2 separate regions of the Homo sapiens genome follow, and region 1 is linked to region 2. The links are chromatin contacts, found by Hi-C or POLR2A ChIA-PET in ENCODE. All regions are on one chromosome and are shown on one strand. Each heading gives the region's core, a stretch centred on a gene start or an enhancer-like site at or near the end of the contact. The rest is flanking DNA. Distances are from core to core; before and after follow the strand shown. Region 1 overlaps LOC105369890 (a long non-coding RNA gene). Region 2 overlaps LOC105369890 (a long non-coding RNA gene).

The links. A loop is a pair of places that touch in the nucleus more often than their neighbours do. ChIA-PET counts read pairs that join two places held with the same protein, here RNA polymerase II (POLR2A). Pooled maps may share reads with other maps.
Region 1: a loop to region 2 is called in a map of PC-3, with 2.1 times the contacts of the local background. The contact joins two enhancer-like sites. A Hi-C loop is called at or near these places in 1 of 168 maps with a recorded cell type or tissue (PC-3) and 6 of 50 pooled maps. POLR2A ChIA-PET finds 5 or more read pairs at or near these places in 1 of 52 experiments (GM12878).

What each region holds. Positions count from the first base shown.
Region 1 is chr12:90,034,388-90,039,277 of GRCh38, forward strand. All of the region lies in intron 8 of LOC105369890 (a long non-coding RNA gene), which reads left to right. Among named protein-coding and RNA genes, the nearest start is that of LINC02399, 89 kb to the left of the region's middle. Within about 2 kb of position 2,449, at least 2 of the 41 ENCODE cell types and tissues checked have a DNase peak (open chromatin) inside an H3K27ac peak, as active enhancers do; they include PC-3, where a contact is called at or near this core.
Region 2 is chr12:89,949,387-89,954,096 of GRCh38, forward strand. The region is part of intron 6 of LOC105369890 (a long non-coding RNA gene); the gene reads left to right. It overlaps LINC02399 (long intergenic non-protein coding RNA 2399), which reads left to right. Exons shown (of 3, transcript NR_135019.1): 3 at 89-340. Among named protein-coding and RNA genes, the nearest start is that of LINC02399, 4.0 kb to the left of the region's middle. Within about 2 kb of position 1,990, at least 7 of the 41 ENCODE cell types and tissues checked have a DNase peak (open chromatin) inside an H3K27ac peak, as active enhancers do; they include PC-3, where a contact is called at or near this core.

The sequences.
Region 1 (4,890 bases), core at 1,199-3,698, 85 kb after region 2:
AAAATTTCGTTTTGGTTCAATGAGGAAGAGTGAGAGGAGAAAACAAAAGATGAAGTTGGAGAGGTAAAGAAGAGCTAGATGATACAGAAACTTTTAAACCATTCCAAGAAATTAGGACTTCAACCTAGCAGCAAGTAGAAGAAGGTATTGTCTTTGTAGAAAGAAAGAACTTGAAAAGTTTCGCATATCACTTATGGATGCAATGTGAAGAGGAGATTGGAGGGGCATACCTGAGGCCAGGGAGATTGGTGAGTAGCTTCTGACTGAGACAGAGGAGGGTCTCGGGCTGGGCTTGTTGCTGAAGGCATGTAGAGAAGTGGACTTTGTTTTGAGATATGTACTGATTATGATAATACTCCTAATAATCATAGCATTTATAGTGACAGATGAAAATTGCAGAATGCTTACCATGTGCTGGATGTCATATTTGCATTATTTTGTTTAATTCTCAATAGTTACTATTAGAGTCTCTATTTCATAGAAAGGTAACACTGAAACTTAGAGATCTTAAGCAATTTCTTCAAGATATGCAGCAACTAAGGTGTAGGGCCAGGACCAATGCTGTTTTCTGAACTGCTGTGCCAAATATTTTATAGTATACTTTGTGATTCAGAGTTAAAGATAATTACTAACTGGGATGATGGCGCCCTTTTATGGAACAAGGAACAAAGGAGAAGGACTAGGTTTGTGAGGGCAGATCGTGCATTTGGTTTTAGACACTTTGATTTTGAGGTGTCTCTGGGGCCTCTCTGGGGCCTCCCACTAATAAGTGGAAAGGTCTGAAGATCCAGAGAGAGAATGAGGGAGAGTGGGGAGGGTGGAGAGTGGAAATAAGTGGAAATGTCTGAAGATCCAGAGAGAGAATGAGAGTGAGGGAGAGTGGAGAGGGTGGAGAGCAGGTTTGGGGATATAGATTTGGGAATTAGCAGCATAAAAATATGAAGTTACAAACTATGGGATTAGATGAGATGGTTCAGGGAATGGATGAGTAAAGTAAATTATCCAGGACAGATTCCTAGGAACATGGAGATTTAAGGGTATGGCAAAGGAAGACGAATGAAAAGAGAAGCTTATTAGGAGCTGCTGGACAAAGGAAGATGTTTGAATATGTTTACACAATTGTGGAAAGAAGACGGTGGAGGCAGCAGTGGCGAAAATTAAGGAACGAAGGAATACTGCAGAATAAATGCCTTGGGAATGCTGGAGGGGATGTGATCCAAAGCATGATCACAGGGATTAGGCTTAAATAGAAAACACCTCATTCGTTTTAGTAAGAAACACCTCTCAAAAGGTATAACTAGAATGTTCATAACACACACACACAAAATAATTGCCTGAGGTGATGGGTACACCATTTACCCTGATGTGACAATTACACATTGTATGCTCATATCAAAATATCTCACATTTCCCCAAAATATATATACCTACTATGTATCCATAGAAGTTAAAAATAAAAAAAAATTAAAAAATAAAGAAAAGAGGGCCAAGAGAAGGTTGTAGTTTAGATGGCAAAAAGTTGGATTACTTGTATTTTCTCTGGGAAGTAAGATACAAGGTACCCTGCAGGTCAGAGTTTGAGAGAAGCGGAGAAAGTTTGGAATCACTGCTGTGCAGAACGTGAGTGTTGACTATGGAACATCATTCCTCATGGAAACATGGAACTACAGAATCACATCTAGGCATTAATATACCAGATGAGGGCAAGGCCCTGACATGAAAGTAGTAGCAATTTGCCCAGTTGGGTAGTTTTCTCTAATAATACTCAGCACGTTGGGCATTGGTAAGAACAACTACTGCTTTGCTAGGTGGATATGATGAAAGAACAAGGCAATAGACAAGAGACCTGAGAATGTTGGCAAGAGAGTGAGCAACTGCAAAGCCAGAGCAGTGGGATAATGAAGTGAGGGAAAAGAATAGTAGTAGAGTAGAAGTCTAGAATCTTGGTTACCTATTCCTGATCTACCACTAGCTGGTTGGGTCATGTCAGGAGCATCTCTTAATGCTGTGGGCTTCAGCTTTCCTTTTCTATAAAGTGAAGAACTGGACTGAATGGTCAGTCTCTAAGGTCTAGTTCAGCCTGAAATTATGTGAGTCTGTGACTATTGCAGGAGGTAGTAAAGGAAGGAAAGAATGGAAGTGAAGAGTCAAGATGAGCTGTGAATTCACACCAGGCATTTGAGACACACAACTGAATGTATTGATTTCAGCTGAGATGTCTACATAAAATGCATTGCTAAGTTTCAGGAAGACTCAATATTTTAATCAAAATTCGATTAGAAAGTAAACTTAGGCAACTTTGATTGTTCTCTGTACTTTGATTAATCTTCATCTATAAAAGTCTATAGTGAGATTTATATGGACAATGGGATATGGACATGTCCATGAAAGGGAAAGGATATTAAATAGAGGGTGAAATTGAAACTGTGAAACCCCTCCCTAACCCATCTCCACCCACACAGGAAATGACTCGCTCATTTTATGAGAGGATACTGAATAATTTGGCAGGATGCTAGTAACCCCTTACTAGGCTATATAATTTGTAATTCATTTTTTCAGCTGCTCATATCCTAATTCAAACTAGTTAAAATGAAGGAAAAGTCATTTGGGATAAAAAGCAGAAGGCTTTTAAAAGCTAATTTTGGAGACGTAGACATTGGGAAAAGAAATTGAGAACACTTATTTTCTGTCCACCACCTATCATTATCAAATTAAGTGAATACTTACAAAGGAGAGGAGATAGGTACCAAAGACTAACGCTATAAGAAATCTCTCCATCTCCTTTTGTATGTGAATAGCAGTGTGAAGAAGTCTCTTAGCCTAGTCGTCCATCAGTTGGGATCTTTAGCACAAATGGCCCCATTTCAAGTCTCATACACATGTCAGTGGATCTCGTGGTAAATTTTAGGAATAAAACATCCTCCTGTGTAACAGAAATGCAACTGACATGACCTCAATATGTTATGAATCAGACCAGGAAGATTTCATAAGGAAATAAAATGAAAAAGAAATTCTCAAATGCAAAGTTAAAGAAAGATTTTTTCTGTGTGGAAGACAGATGATGGTATTATTAATAGTGAAGGGTAAAAGCTGAAACATTTGAATGTTCAACTAAACATCACCAAATTTCTCATTTCAGTGTGGATAGAAATAACTGCTCTGGAGGTATTTCCATAATCTCAGTTTTAACTCCAGCCAGGAACCAAGAAATAAAAAAGCCCTTCTCAAGCAGTTTATAAACTAAAAATAAAGATGACAAAAAGTCAGATTTAGATTAAATTGGAAAAGCTGGTTTTCAGAGCAGTAATTTTATCTCCCTAAGACAGAAATATGTAGGCTACAGTAAGAGAAACGTTAAGTATTTACTGATACATACAGAGAAAAATAACTAGTGCCCAGATTTAGCCAATACATATGGACACATGATCAATTAAACTTTGGCAATCACCACATTATTAATGAATCCAAAATGGTCACATTTTCTGATGACTGAGTGCTGGAACCTAAAGGAAATGATGTATGCCACTTGTTATACAATCTCTTTTTGAACATCTTCCAGGGCTTTGGTGAGCTAAGACAGCAAAATATAGCTCCAGTTCTGCTGAGTTGTTCCTAAGGACTATAATTACATTTTATAGTATTTAGCTCAATGAAATCATTTTTCCTTTTAAGTGTAATGAAACAACAAAAGCCTGAGACCTTTGAATTTTGCCCCCAATATTACTGTTTTGTCACATACATCCTAACCTAAAGCCCCACCTGCACCAAAAATATGCTGTTTCTGTCATTTAACTCTGAAAAGGGGATTTGTTTATACTAAGGAAGGCAACATGTTGGACTAGAGGAAACATTGAGTTCTTAGGATATCTGGCTTTCAGTTGTGGCTTTATCTATATCTGCCATGTGACCTTGGGAAACTTATAAACTTATCTGGGCTTCATTGGCTTCCATGCAAAATGAAGGGTAGATTTAGATTCTTTGTGTGAGTCCAATAATAACTTCCTATAATTCCATAAATATATAGACAATTTACAAATGTAGATGCTATCTGTCATAATAGACCACACTGTCCTTTACATCAGCTCCATGAGAAGTGGTAGAAGTGAGAAGCTTCTGCTTTTGATTAAAAGAAATATCTCTGACAGAATTTTGAGTGACTCATTTCAGGAAAGGATAGAGAAAATAAATTAATTTCAAATGGATGAATAGAGAAATTAAACAGTCATTTAAAAACAAAATTTAGACTTGTGGAAGAGTATTTTTGTGATCTAAATAAGGCATAAAACTTTTCAAAAGAATTATAAAGGAGAAAACATATAAGGCTCACAAATCTGGTGAAAGGAGCGAGAAGATTAAAAATGCCAACTAACAGGATTTTATTTTTTACTTGGGGCGTGTATATATACATGTATTGTGTATATATATCTCTATGCGTTTATATCTATGTGTGTATACATACATATAAACATATACAATATATGCACCTATGCATAAATATATAAATGCAGTCTCTTTAGCACATATATGTACTGTAACCATAAAAAAAGACAGAAAGAGAGAATCAAAAGGTCATCTGTTCCCTGTCACAGAGGAATTACCTGTGGTAAAAGATAACTGGCTTCCCCAGTCTAATTTACAGATGATACTGGAGACAGGGCTTGGGGTTGTGTGCTAAGGTATGGTCATGTTAGTTTGCTAATTATACTAATTTACTTTCCACTTTCCTGAACCTACTGAGAAGGTATGTCATCTTACATGGCAAGGACCAAGTCGTATTGGTGGATCTCAGTGACTGAGGTGGGTATGGCCCATCTGCTAGAAGAGAGTTTTGAATTGGAGATCCCTATGGTTAGCAGTTGAGGAGAGTTTGTGATAAATTACTATTTTTCT
Region 2 (4,710 bases), core at 740-3,239:
AAATGATTTACTCAATTGAAATCCATGTTGGCCAAACTTCAGCTCCGGATTAGACACTGATGAATAACTTTTTTTTTTCTTTTTATAGGTCCATCTTGAAAATCTTACTGTGATTCATGAATATAAATATTCAGTATCTTTCACTGTATCTATGCCCACTATTGAGCAGGTCTATATTTTCAGTCCTGTTTATATGCTATTTACAATGATCGTCAAACACACTTAAGCAATTCCTTTTTATTCCTCATGCAATGGGAAGTAAGCAAACATTCCATGAGGTTCATTTTATGAAGCAATAAAAGAAAGTTAGTCATCAAATAAAATAAAATGGTAAAATCAAGAGACTTACTTATTCAAACTGTTTACAATCTTTCAAATAAAAATAAAAATGATTTTATAGAAAACAGATATTGAAGTAATACAACCTTTAAGCTTCCACTTGCATCCCAGATTGGACCCCACCTAGAAGAAATTTGGAATAGAGTGAATTGAATTTAGTGGTTGACTCATAATCTGGGCAAGAGACTTTTAGTCTTTCCCTTCCTGTAGTTTGCTGATTTCCCTAGAACACTTACTGCCCTTCAGAACAAGCAGGCTTCTATGGTAACCAGTGAAGTAAATGGACCCCGTTGCCAGGAAAGGTACATGAAACAAAACCAAAACAAGGCAGACAGGAAGACAGGGGCTTCCCTAGCGGTTGAATTAAGAGTTGTCAGGGGAAACATAGAAATACAATTATGAAACAGCTCAGTGCGATGTGTTAATATTGATTGTGATAATGATAGCAGTAGCATATGGATTAATATGTGGTAAAAGCTGCGGCCTTTTTCTTTCCTTTTAGAACTTTGCCTTTGATTACATATGCACAGATTTCTATGACACTGTTCAATAACTAACATCTATTGAGAACCAACTATTTGCCAAAATTTTACATTTAGTTTTAAAAACCATTATAGCCACCTTAAAAGTACATTGTGATACTAATTTTACAGATTCTTCCAAACTCAGTTTATCAGCCATCCCTGATAAGCCACTTAGGTCTCTCAGTCAAATGGTCCAGTGGAATCCTGTGGAGCTCTTAGAACGTTTGTAATTATGCAATTAATGATCATAATACTTAAAGTTTAATGTTCATGTTCTCTGCCAGTTTTTAGAGTGAGACAAGCACAATGCCTTGTTCACTGGCCCATCTCTAGAGCCTGGCATGGTAGCTGGCACACAGTGAAAGCTCAGTAGACACCTTTGGCTGAGATATAAAAAGACCAAGGCTTTCTGACTTTTGCTCAATTGTACACAAGTATTGAAACCTCAGCCAGGGGCTTTTCACTAAACACTCTGCCTGAGATGTTGTTTTGTCTTAAGAATTCAGAGTACATAGACATTCTATCCTCTTGGGTATTAATCACATTTCAGTAATCTAAAAAAGAGAAATAGTATTTTCCCTCTACTTTAAAGATGCAAAAAAAGAGTTTAGTGTCTTGCCTGAAGTCACACATGCTCTGTAATAATAAATAGGTTGATGATGATAACAATGGTAATGACTTACAAAAACATGGCAGGACTGGACTCCTAGCTTCCAGCTGCACGCTCTTTAGACAAAGATTTCCCAAACTTTTCCTTACCATATTTGACTGATTTAAAAAATATATATGTAAAATTCTACCATAATTGTTTTTACATTTGTCAATTTTTTTTCTTTTTTTGCCCTCTCTTTGAGGGCAACAACTTTATCTTTTCTCTATTTTCTCATGTTGGATTCTTTCACTTACATGCCAATTCAGTAAATGTGTGCTAAATGAATCCTGTTGCCAACATCCTTATGACTGCATGTGCTGGTTAGTATCTTTCTTCTTTTACTTGTGTCAGAATAGTGTAGGTTATCCTGTGATAACAACTCTAAAATTTCAGGTTATTTCTCATTCATGGTGTCAGGGAGAGCTTTGCTTATCACTGTCACATACGGAGTAAGGCTGAAGGAGACTCTGTCATTTTATGACACTGCCATCTAATGACGTCAGGCTTCAGGGTTCACCCCAGCAGGGGATGAGAAAGAGCTGGCAAGTCAAACACAAGCCATAGAAGCCTTAGTCCAGAGTGTCATTCACATGCCTTTGGGCAAAATGAGTCACATGGCAGCATCTAACTTCAAGGGAACATGGAAATGTAATCTCCTTTCTAACCAAAAGTAAATAATTAGAAATTGGTGGACATTAACAATGCCTATCATACAACCATCATCTATGGAGTCAGGCTTTGTGAAAGAAAGAAGGTAGATGCAGATAGGAAGCCAAAGGGGGAAAAAAAAGAGAGAAGATCTGGGAGGGGGAAAGATGGATAGGGAAAGGAGAGAGGAATAGCTCAACTGCTATTCTGACAAGATTAGCTCCATTTCCAAAGGAGAACTAAGCCCTTAAATAAACCAGTCTTGTCTTACCTGTGCCTCCGGATCATGCACATGACTCATTAGTGAGTTGATTATATTTTACCATTGTTGTTCATATTTTGTCGATGTTCTTATACCATTGTGGGTCATGGTTCATTGGGACAGACAATTTTTAAGGTTTCCTGGATTGTCTTTCATGCATGAGGTATAGAACTATAAAGATTGCTGCCTTCAACTTGAGGTAGGTGTGACAAAGAAATAAAACTAAGAAGTAGAGGTGTGTTTGCCATTGGAATGCGTCATTACTGTCTTCCTCATCTTTCTTTCACTAAGTAAAGTTTCTAACTATACTCCTTCCTTGCTGGGGTTGAATACCACAGAGGAAAGAGTTGTGAATATCTTATTTATCATTGTATTCTCAGAGTCTACAAGTACCAGGCAAATAGGTAGTGCTCAGTAGATAACTGCTCATTGGTGGCTTGAAAGGGGCAGCTTAGCAGGCCCAGTTATAGCATTTTTTTTTTTTTTTTTTTTTTTTTTTTTGAGACGGAGTCTCGCTCTGTTGCCCAGGCTGGAGTGCAGTGGCGGGATCTCGGGTCATTGCAAGCTCCACCTCCCGGGTTCACGCCATTCTCCTGCCTCAGCCTCCCAAGTAGCTGGGACTACAGGCGCCCGCCACTACGCCCGGCTAATTTTTTGTATTTTTAGTAGAGACGGGGTTTCACCGTTTTTAGCCGGGATGGTCTCGATCTCCTGACCTCGTGATCCGCCCGCCTCGGCCTCCCAAAGTGCTGGGATTACAGGCGTGAGCCACCGCGCCCGGCCGTATAGCATTTGTAATTAAAGGTTTATTTCCCAAAGTGGGCTCTTTGGGGAAGGGAATTGCAGAACTACTGAAGTTACCTTTCATCTGATGAGTTGTGCTGTAGGCAAGTTAAATAGGGAGGCTGTTTTTAATCTTTGAGTTGGGCCTTGGCAAGATTTGCTCAGTTGTTTTCTTTTCAGTTGGTAGTTTGGAAGTCCCAGCAGTATAGCTTATGGCTGACAGTCAATTAGTTGTGAATTTATTTTTAATCTTCAGCAAATGTCCCTTGTGAACAAACAAAGGGTGCATGATAATTACCATCAACTACTGTCTCTTCAACTCCCCTGTGTGCTTGGCAAAAGTACTGTGCAAAACAGACAAAATATAGTTCTAGTGTAAGGGATCTGACAGAGCAAATAAGGATCATTAACTTTGCCATAGTTTTTAAAAATAATTATTTTATGTGGGAGAGTGATTTTCTTATTATCTGATAAAGTGCTTCACGGAGGGCTAGAGATAGAAAGAAGATTATAAAAGAAAGAGGAATAAAGATAGAGCATGTAAATACCCAAAGGGGTCCTTTGATTACTGTACAAGTTTAATAATTAGAAAATAATATGATTACCAGTTGATGATGATAGTTTATGGAGGAGTTGATAAGAGGAACATTTTTGGTAACATTCTGGTACTTTTGTATGCTCATTTAACTGTCCAACTGCTATAGAATAAATGTTAGAATATATTTGATAGCCAAAGTATAATTCTGAGGCTGTTTCATTCATTAAAAAATAAAGAAAAGGAATAACATTATGTTTGTTATGTACAGAAACCCTTTCCTCATCCTTCAATCAGGGACAAACATCTACTCAATTGTAAATAAACCTTTAAAAATATATCTTTATCTGATTGAAAATAAAATTTTGGTGATAACTTCTGTTTGTGAATAGAAGCTTTTTCCAATTAAAGTGTTTAAAGATACTCATATACTTCAGAACAAATGGGTATTTGGTTTTTAATTTCTAGTTTTTGAATCCAGGATTATTTTTGCATCTTTAGGGGCACCAGTTTGATTGTTTTAGGTGTAGGTAACAAATAATTTACCAGCTGATGAGAACAATGAATTCTGGATATTTTTGTGATATTGTATCTGCCTTTAAAGCCTAAAAAATATTTCTTGAACAAAAATATCTTGGAAATATTAATCACTGGTAAAAAGCAAGTTGCTTTTAAAAAAATACCACACTAACAAGGGACTAAATCATTACCATTTCTTTCCTTTACCCTTCATCCCACTGAAAATAAGTCTATTTTTGCCAAATATATCCTATGAAAGATAGATAATCCTGAGGTTGGCTCTGTGGACAATTTGAAATTCCAGAAAAGCCATGAACTTAAAAGAGGACAGGGTTACTATCAAGCCCTAGGAGAAGAAGGAGGAAATAAATAAACTGTTTCTCCCCACTCAAGGGCATAATAAAGAAATATTTAATCTTATTATAATCTTGCATTTTTATATTTTAAA